2 separate regions of the Homo sapiens genome follow, and region 2 is linked to region 1. Evidence: read pairs that join two places in POLR2A ChIA-PET (ENCODE). Cell type or tissue: CD4-positive, alpha-beta T cell. All regions are shown on one strand. Each heading gives the region's core, and the rest is flanking DNA. Links, peaks and the distances in the headings are about the cores only. Region 1 overlaps NOSIP (nitric oxide synthase interacting protein). Region 2 has its middle 5.7 kb from the start of MIR150.

Region 1 (2,903 bases), core at 253-2,752:
AAGTTTTGGGATTACAGGCGTGAGCCCTGAGCCTGGCTCTAAATCATTTTAAGGGATAAAAAAGCCTGCAGGGGCCAGGCACAGTGACTCACGCCTGTAATCCCAGCACTTTGGGAGGCTGAGGCAGGTGGATCACCTGAGGTCAGGAGCTCAAGACCAGCCTGGCCAACACGGTGAAACCCCGTCTCTACTAAAAATACAAAAAAATTAGCCAGGCGTGGTGGCAGGCACCTGTAATCCCTGCTATTTGGGAAGCTGAGGCAGGAGAATCGCTTTAACTTGGGAGGCAGAGGTTTCAGTGAGCCAAGATCATGCTATTGCATTCCAGTCTGGGCAACAAGAGTGAAACTCCGTCTCAAAAAACAAACAAACAAACAGGCATGCAGGCTGTTTACTGGCCAAGCAGTCTTGGTGAAAGCTGCCCAGCCTCTGTGGGTTCAGGGCTTCTCCTTTTACAAATGAACTCCAGAAAAGTAGGGGGCTCCCTTCCTCACACCATACACAAAAATTAACTCAAAAAGTAAAAGTTAAAATGATCAAACCCCTAGAAGAAAACATAGGAATAAATGTGCATTATCTTGGCTTAGGCAATGTCTTTTTTTTTTTTTTTTTAATTGTGACAGAGCCTTGCTCTGTCTAGGTTGGAGTGCAGTGGCATGATGTCGGCTCACTGCAACCCCTGCCTCCTGGGCTCAAGTGATTCTCAGTGCCTCAGCCTCCCGAGTAGTTGGGATTACTGGCGTGTGCCACCACGCCCAGCTAATTTTTGTATTTTTAGTAGAGACGGGGTTTCACCATGTTGGCCAGGCTGATCTTGAACTCCTGAACTCAAGTGATCCACCTGACTCAGCCTCCCAAAGTGCTGAGATTACAGGCGTGAGCCACTACACCTGGTCTGAAACCACTTTAAAAGGGTTAATTTTATGGTATGTGAATTGTGTCTCAATAAAGTCATTTAAAAGGGTGGGGGTTGCCCTTAAGTATGGGGAATGATCAAAGGTATCAAAGTAAGGTGGCAAAATGTTGACAGCTGCTGGACCGCAGGACATGGGTACATCATGGGGGTTCCTTATACTATTCTGGTTTTGTATGTGTTTGAAAACTTACAGAATAAAAAAAGCTTTGCTTTTTGAATTGAGCTCCAGGGTTCTGGGGTCTTCTCTTCCTCCTTTACCTGCAGTGGGAGTGGAGGTAGCTCTTCCCCTAGACACAGAGCCCTACTCTGACCTGCCCTCTGATCGGTCGATCTGAGACATAATCACAGCTGCTAGATCCAGTCGCTAGTGGACTGGCAGGCAGCGATTGGGTCAAGCCTTAGCTAAGTGTCAAGCCTTAGCTAAGTGCCCAGCCTTGAGCCAATCACTGGGCTGGTCCACGCCTTGGCCTCAGTCAGAGCTTACAGATATGAGAGGGGAAGGGAAGGTGGAGTGGATTCATCAACAATAGTGGCCCCCTTGGTGTCTTTTTTTTTCCCCTCCATTAAATGGCACAGCCACCACCCTAGCTAATCTGAAGTAGTGGCTAGAATTTGAACTCTGGTCTCTCACCCTCTTACCTCCAAACAAAGAGTTTTGTTGTTAAAGGTGCTATTTTCACATATAAATGAGTCTAGGTGAGTCTGGAAGGAGGACTTCCTGGAGGAGGCCTGGCGACCACATGCCCTCCCTCTCTTCCACCTCACCCCCCTTCTCCGCCTCCGCTTTCCCATCAAGGGGGGCAGATCAGCTCTGAGGGCTGCAGAGGTCTTCCCTGTGCTGCCTGCCTCCGGTAACCACAGTCCTGCCACTGTCCCTTCCTCCCTAGGATGACGCGGCATGGCAAGAACTGCACCGCAGGGGCCGTCTACACCTACCACGAGAAGAAGAAGGACACAGGTGCAGGGCTGGGGTGGGAAGAGGCGGGACATGGCTGTGTCTTGGAGTCACCCTCTCCCCTCGTGCCCCAGGTTTTGCTTCCTCTGTCCCTGTCTCTCTCCCGCCCCCGATATACACTGATGGCCATGACCATGTAAACAACAGCTGGGTGATCCCATGACCCCATGTGGCCCGGCACTGTGTTCTCTGCCTTCTGCGCATGAACTCACTCCTCCCAACAGAGTGTCAGGGAGGGTGCTCTTGTTACCCCATGTTCCAGAGGAAGAAACTGAGGCCCAAAGAGGGACAGGCACTTGAGCTTGGTCACAGTCAGAAGGGTGGAGGGGAGTCAGCCGTCAGCCCCTCCACCAAGCTGCCACTCAGTGACCAGGCCTGTCTGCCTCTCACCCTCCAGGGTTGACAACTCCCTGTGGGTTCAGCCCGTGGCCCCAGCACACAGGCAGCGGCTCCCAACTGCCTGTTTCTCTCTGAGTCCCCCACCCCCACCACCGCGTTGTCTCTGTGCCTCTCTCTGGGGCTTTGGAGACGGACATGTCTCCTGTTGCTCCGCCCCTCCATCACTCTGCCCATCTCTGTCCCCAGCGGCCTCGGGCTATGGGACCCAGAACATTCGACTGAGCCGGGATGCCGTGAAGGACTTCGACTGCTGTTGTCTCTCCCTGCAGCCTTGCCACGATCCTGTTGTCACGTGAGCTGGGAACAGGGATGGGTAGGTCTGGGTGGGGAGAGCAAGGGAACCGCCAGGAGGAGGCTGTGTGCGTGGGTCTGGCCACCTGCACAGCCAGGGAACCCTGGATGAGCAGTTTATCCTCAGAGCCTCTGTATTCTCACATGGGACATGGGCATGATCCTAGCATCTGTTTCATAGTGTGGAACATATGGAAAGGAACATACTTCTAATGGGGTGTAGGGCTCTCAGAGCATTGCCGAGGCCATCGGAGCAGCTCACCTTTGGACACTTCCCATGACCTACCTCTGATGGTAGGGCAAAGGCTTAACAGGTGCTGAGTCCAGGCACTAAATACGTGC
Region 2 (2,903 bases), core at 257-2,756, 55 kb after region 1:
AAGAAAAAGAAAAAGGCCTCAAGGTCCCTTAGTGCCACCTGGGAAACCCTTGCAGATGCCCTGGGTTCCTGCAATGTCTCTGGAGCCCATTTATAGCATCAGCTGGTTGACTTGCATCAGATCCTCAGGGCTCTGTTCTAATGAGCCCTGACTACACCCTCTCTCCCCCTGGGATCCTGCTGTCATGTCCCCAGGGCTCTATTAGAACCCCCTTAGACTGTCACCTGGGCTCCCCCAGGACAGCTACAATGTCCTGAAGTCCACACTATAGTGCAGTAGAAAGCCCCTGGCAAGGCCGGGCGCGGTGGCTCATGCCTGTAATCCCAGCACTTTGGGAGGCCAAGGCGAGCAGATCATCTGAGGTCAGGAGTTCGAGACCAGCCTGGCCAACATGACGAAACACCATCTCTATGGTGCAAAAATTCGCTGGGCCTGGTGGCCTGTGCCTGTAATCCTAGATACTCAGGAGGCTGAGGCAGGAGAATCGCTTGAACCTGGGAGGCAGAGGTTTCAGTGAGCCGAGATCGCGCCACTGTGCTCCAGCCTGGGCGACAGAGTGTGACCCTGTCTCAAAAAAAAAAAAAAAAGAAAGAAAGAAAAGGAAAAAGAAAAGAAGAGCCGGAAGAGCCGGGCGCCGGTGGCTCACGCCTGTAATCCCAGCACTTTGGGAGGCTGAGGTGGGCGGATCACGAGGTCAGGAGTTCGAGACCAGCCTGACCAACGTGGTGAAACCCCGTCTCTACTAGAAATACAAAAATTAGCCGGACGTGGTAGTGCGCACCTGTAATCCCAGCTACTCGGGAGGCTGAGGCAGGAGAATCACTCGAACCCAGGAGGCGGAGGTTGCAGTAAGCCGAGATTGCGCTATTGAACTCCAGCCTGGGCGACAGAGCAAGACTCCGTCTCCAAAAAACGGAAGAGAAGAGAAGAGGAGAGGGGAAGGGGAAGGGGGAGGGGAAGGAGAAGGGGAAGGGAAAGGAAAAGCCCATGGCAGGACACACTCAGCATAAAACAAAAATGTGGTCCCCTTGGTTCCAGTTTCAAGATGGTTCAAGTAGAGCACTCACCAGGTGCTGGTCCCTTCTGATCCACTCCTCAGACTGCACGAGGAGCTGGCCTTAAAGCCGGCCCTGGCCCCTGCCTCTGTGCCTAGAATGGCCCCAGGCAGCTTTGAGCTGTGCACCCTGAACCACCTAACCGCTGCCCCTCCTCTCCACCCTTACACAATAGTGCCCCCTACTGACCTGGGGGGCAATCACACCTGAGTTCAAAACCAAAACACGACTCTTCCAGGTACACCTCTCCCAGCCAAAGGTTCTTTATCTGGAAAATGGGGATAATAATTGTGTCTTTATATTAGGGTGGTGCAAAAGTAATTGCGGTTTCTGCCATTAAAACCCCAATTGCAGGCCGGGCACGGTGGCTCACGCCTATAATCCCAGCACTTTGGAAGGCCGAGGCAGACGGATCACGAGGTCAGGAGTTCCAGACCAGCCTGGCCAACATGGTGAAACCCTGTCTCTACTAAAAATACAAAAATTAGCCAGGCATGGTGGCACTCGCTGAATAGTCCCAGCTACTTGGGAGGCTGAGGCAGGAGAATCGCTTGAACCTGGGAGGCGGAAGTTACAATGAGCCGAGATTGTGCCACTGCACTTCAGTCTGGGTGACAGAGCAAGACTCCATCTGAAAAAAACCAACAAACAAAAAACCCGCAATTGCTGGCTAGACACGGTGGCTCACGCCTGTAATCCCAGCACTTTGGGAGGCTGAGGTCGGGAGTTTGAGACCAGCCTGGCCAACATGGCAAAACCCCATCTCTATTACAAATACAAAAATTAGCCAGACATGGTAGTGGGCACCTGTAATCTCAGCTACTTGGGAGGGTGAGGCAGGAGAATCGCTTGAACCTGGGAGGCAGAGGTTGCAGTGAGATGAGATTGTGCCACTGCACTCCAGCCTGGGCAACAGAGTGAGACTCAAAAACAAACAAACAACAAACAAAAAACCACAATTGCTTTTGCACCAACCTATTTCTTTTTTTTTTTTTTTTTTGAGACGGAGTCTCTGTCTGTCACCCAGGCTGGAGTGCAGTGGTGCGATCTCGGCTCACTGCAAGCTCCGCCTCCCGGGTTAACGCCATTCTCCTGCTTCAGCCTCCTGAGTAGCTGGGACTACAGGCACCTGCCATCACTCCTGGCTAATTTTTTTTTTTTAGTAGAGACGGAGCTTCATCATGTTAGCCAGGATGGTCTCGATCTCCTGACCTTGTGATCCACCCGCCTCGGCCTCCCAAAGTGCTGGGATTACAGGCATGAGCCACCATGCCCGGCCCAACCTACTATTTCATTAGAGGCTTCAGCAGGCCAAAGGCTCCACGTGGCACACAGGGCGTCCATAGTAGCCCCCGGTTCCTGTTAACGCCCCCACTCCGCAGCCAGGCTGGGCCCCCAGGGATCCCACTGGATTGCAGGCTCTGACACCAGGCTCTGGCTGGAGCTGTCTTGCTCACTCTTGCAGCCATCCCTGGGGAACAGCGCAATAAACATTTGTAGAATGAATGTCCCTGGGAAGGCTTGATGTGTTCCTCAAACTCATCTAGAACATCGTTGGTGTTCTGCTAGAATGTTCTAGCTAAATCTATACTGACCTCTGAAACATCCATCGGTCTTTTATTTTTACTTTTTTTCTTGAGACAGGGTCTCACTCTGTCACCCAGGCTGGAATGCAGTGGCATGATAATAGCTCACTGCAGCCTCGACCTCCCAGGCTGAAGCGATCCTCCCACCTCAGCCTCCCGAGTCGCTGGTACTACAGGTACGTACCACCACACCTGGCTAATTTTTAAGTTTTTTTTGTAGAGATGGGGTCTTCCTATGTTGCCTAGGCTGGTCTCAAACTGC

The links. Peaks named below come from ENCODE experiments on the same cell type or tissue, not always from the same donor. Only the 100,000 strongest peaks of a DNase experiment are listed, where the experiment ranks them.
Region 2: POLR2A ChIA-PET joins it to region 1 with 10 read pairs; 26 of 35 experiments call an interaction of 5 or more read pairs at or near these places.

Annotation. Positions count from the first base shown.
Region 1 is chr19:49,559,593-49,562,495 of GRCh38, reverse strand. It overlaps NOSIP (nitric oxide synthase interacting protein), which reads left to right. Exons shown (of 9, transcript NM_001270960.2): 2 at 1,804-1,874; 3 at 2,457-2,562. The coding sequence starts at 1,805. Among named protein-coding and RNA genes, the nearest start is that of NOSIP, 20 kb to the left of the region's middle. RefSeq lists an enhancer at 1,848-1,897. In CD4-positive, alpha-beta T cell, for the core only: no CTCF peak of the experiment used is centred there; DNase peaks (open chromatin) are centred at 1,745 and 2,375; H3K4me3 peaks cover 1,583 bases; H3K27ac peaks cover 2,500 bases.
Region 2 is chr19:49,505,089-49,507,991 of GRCh38, reverse strand. No RefSeq gene overlaps it. Among named protein-coding and RNA genes, the nearest start is that of MIR150, 5.7 kb to the right of the region's middle. In CD4-positive, alpha-beta T cell, for the core only: CTCF peaks have their summits at 1,065 and 1,265 (motif pointing left); a DNase peak (open chromatin) is centred at 1,211.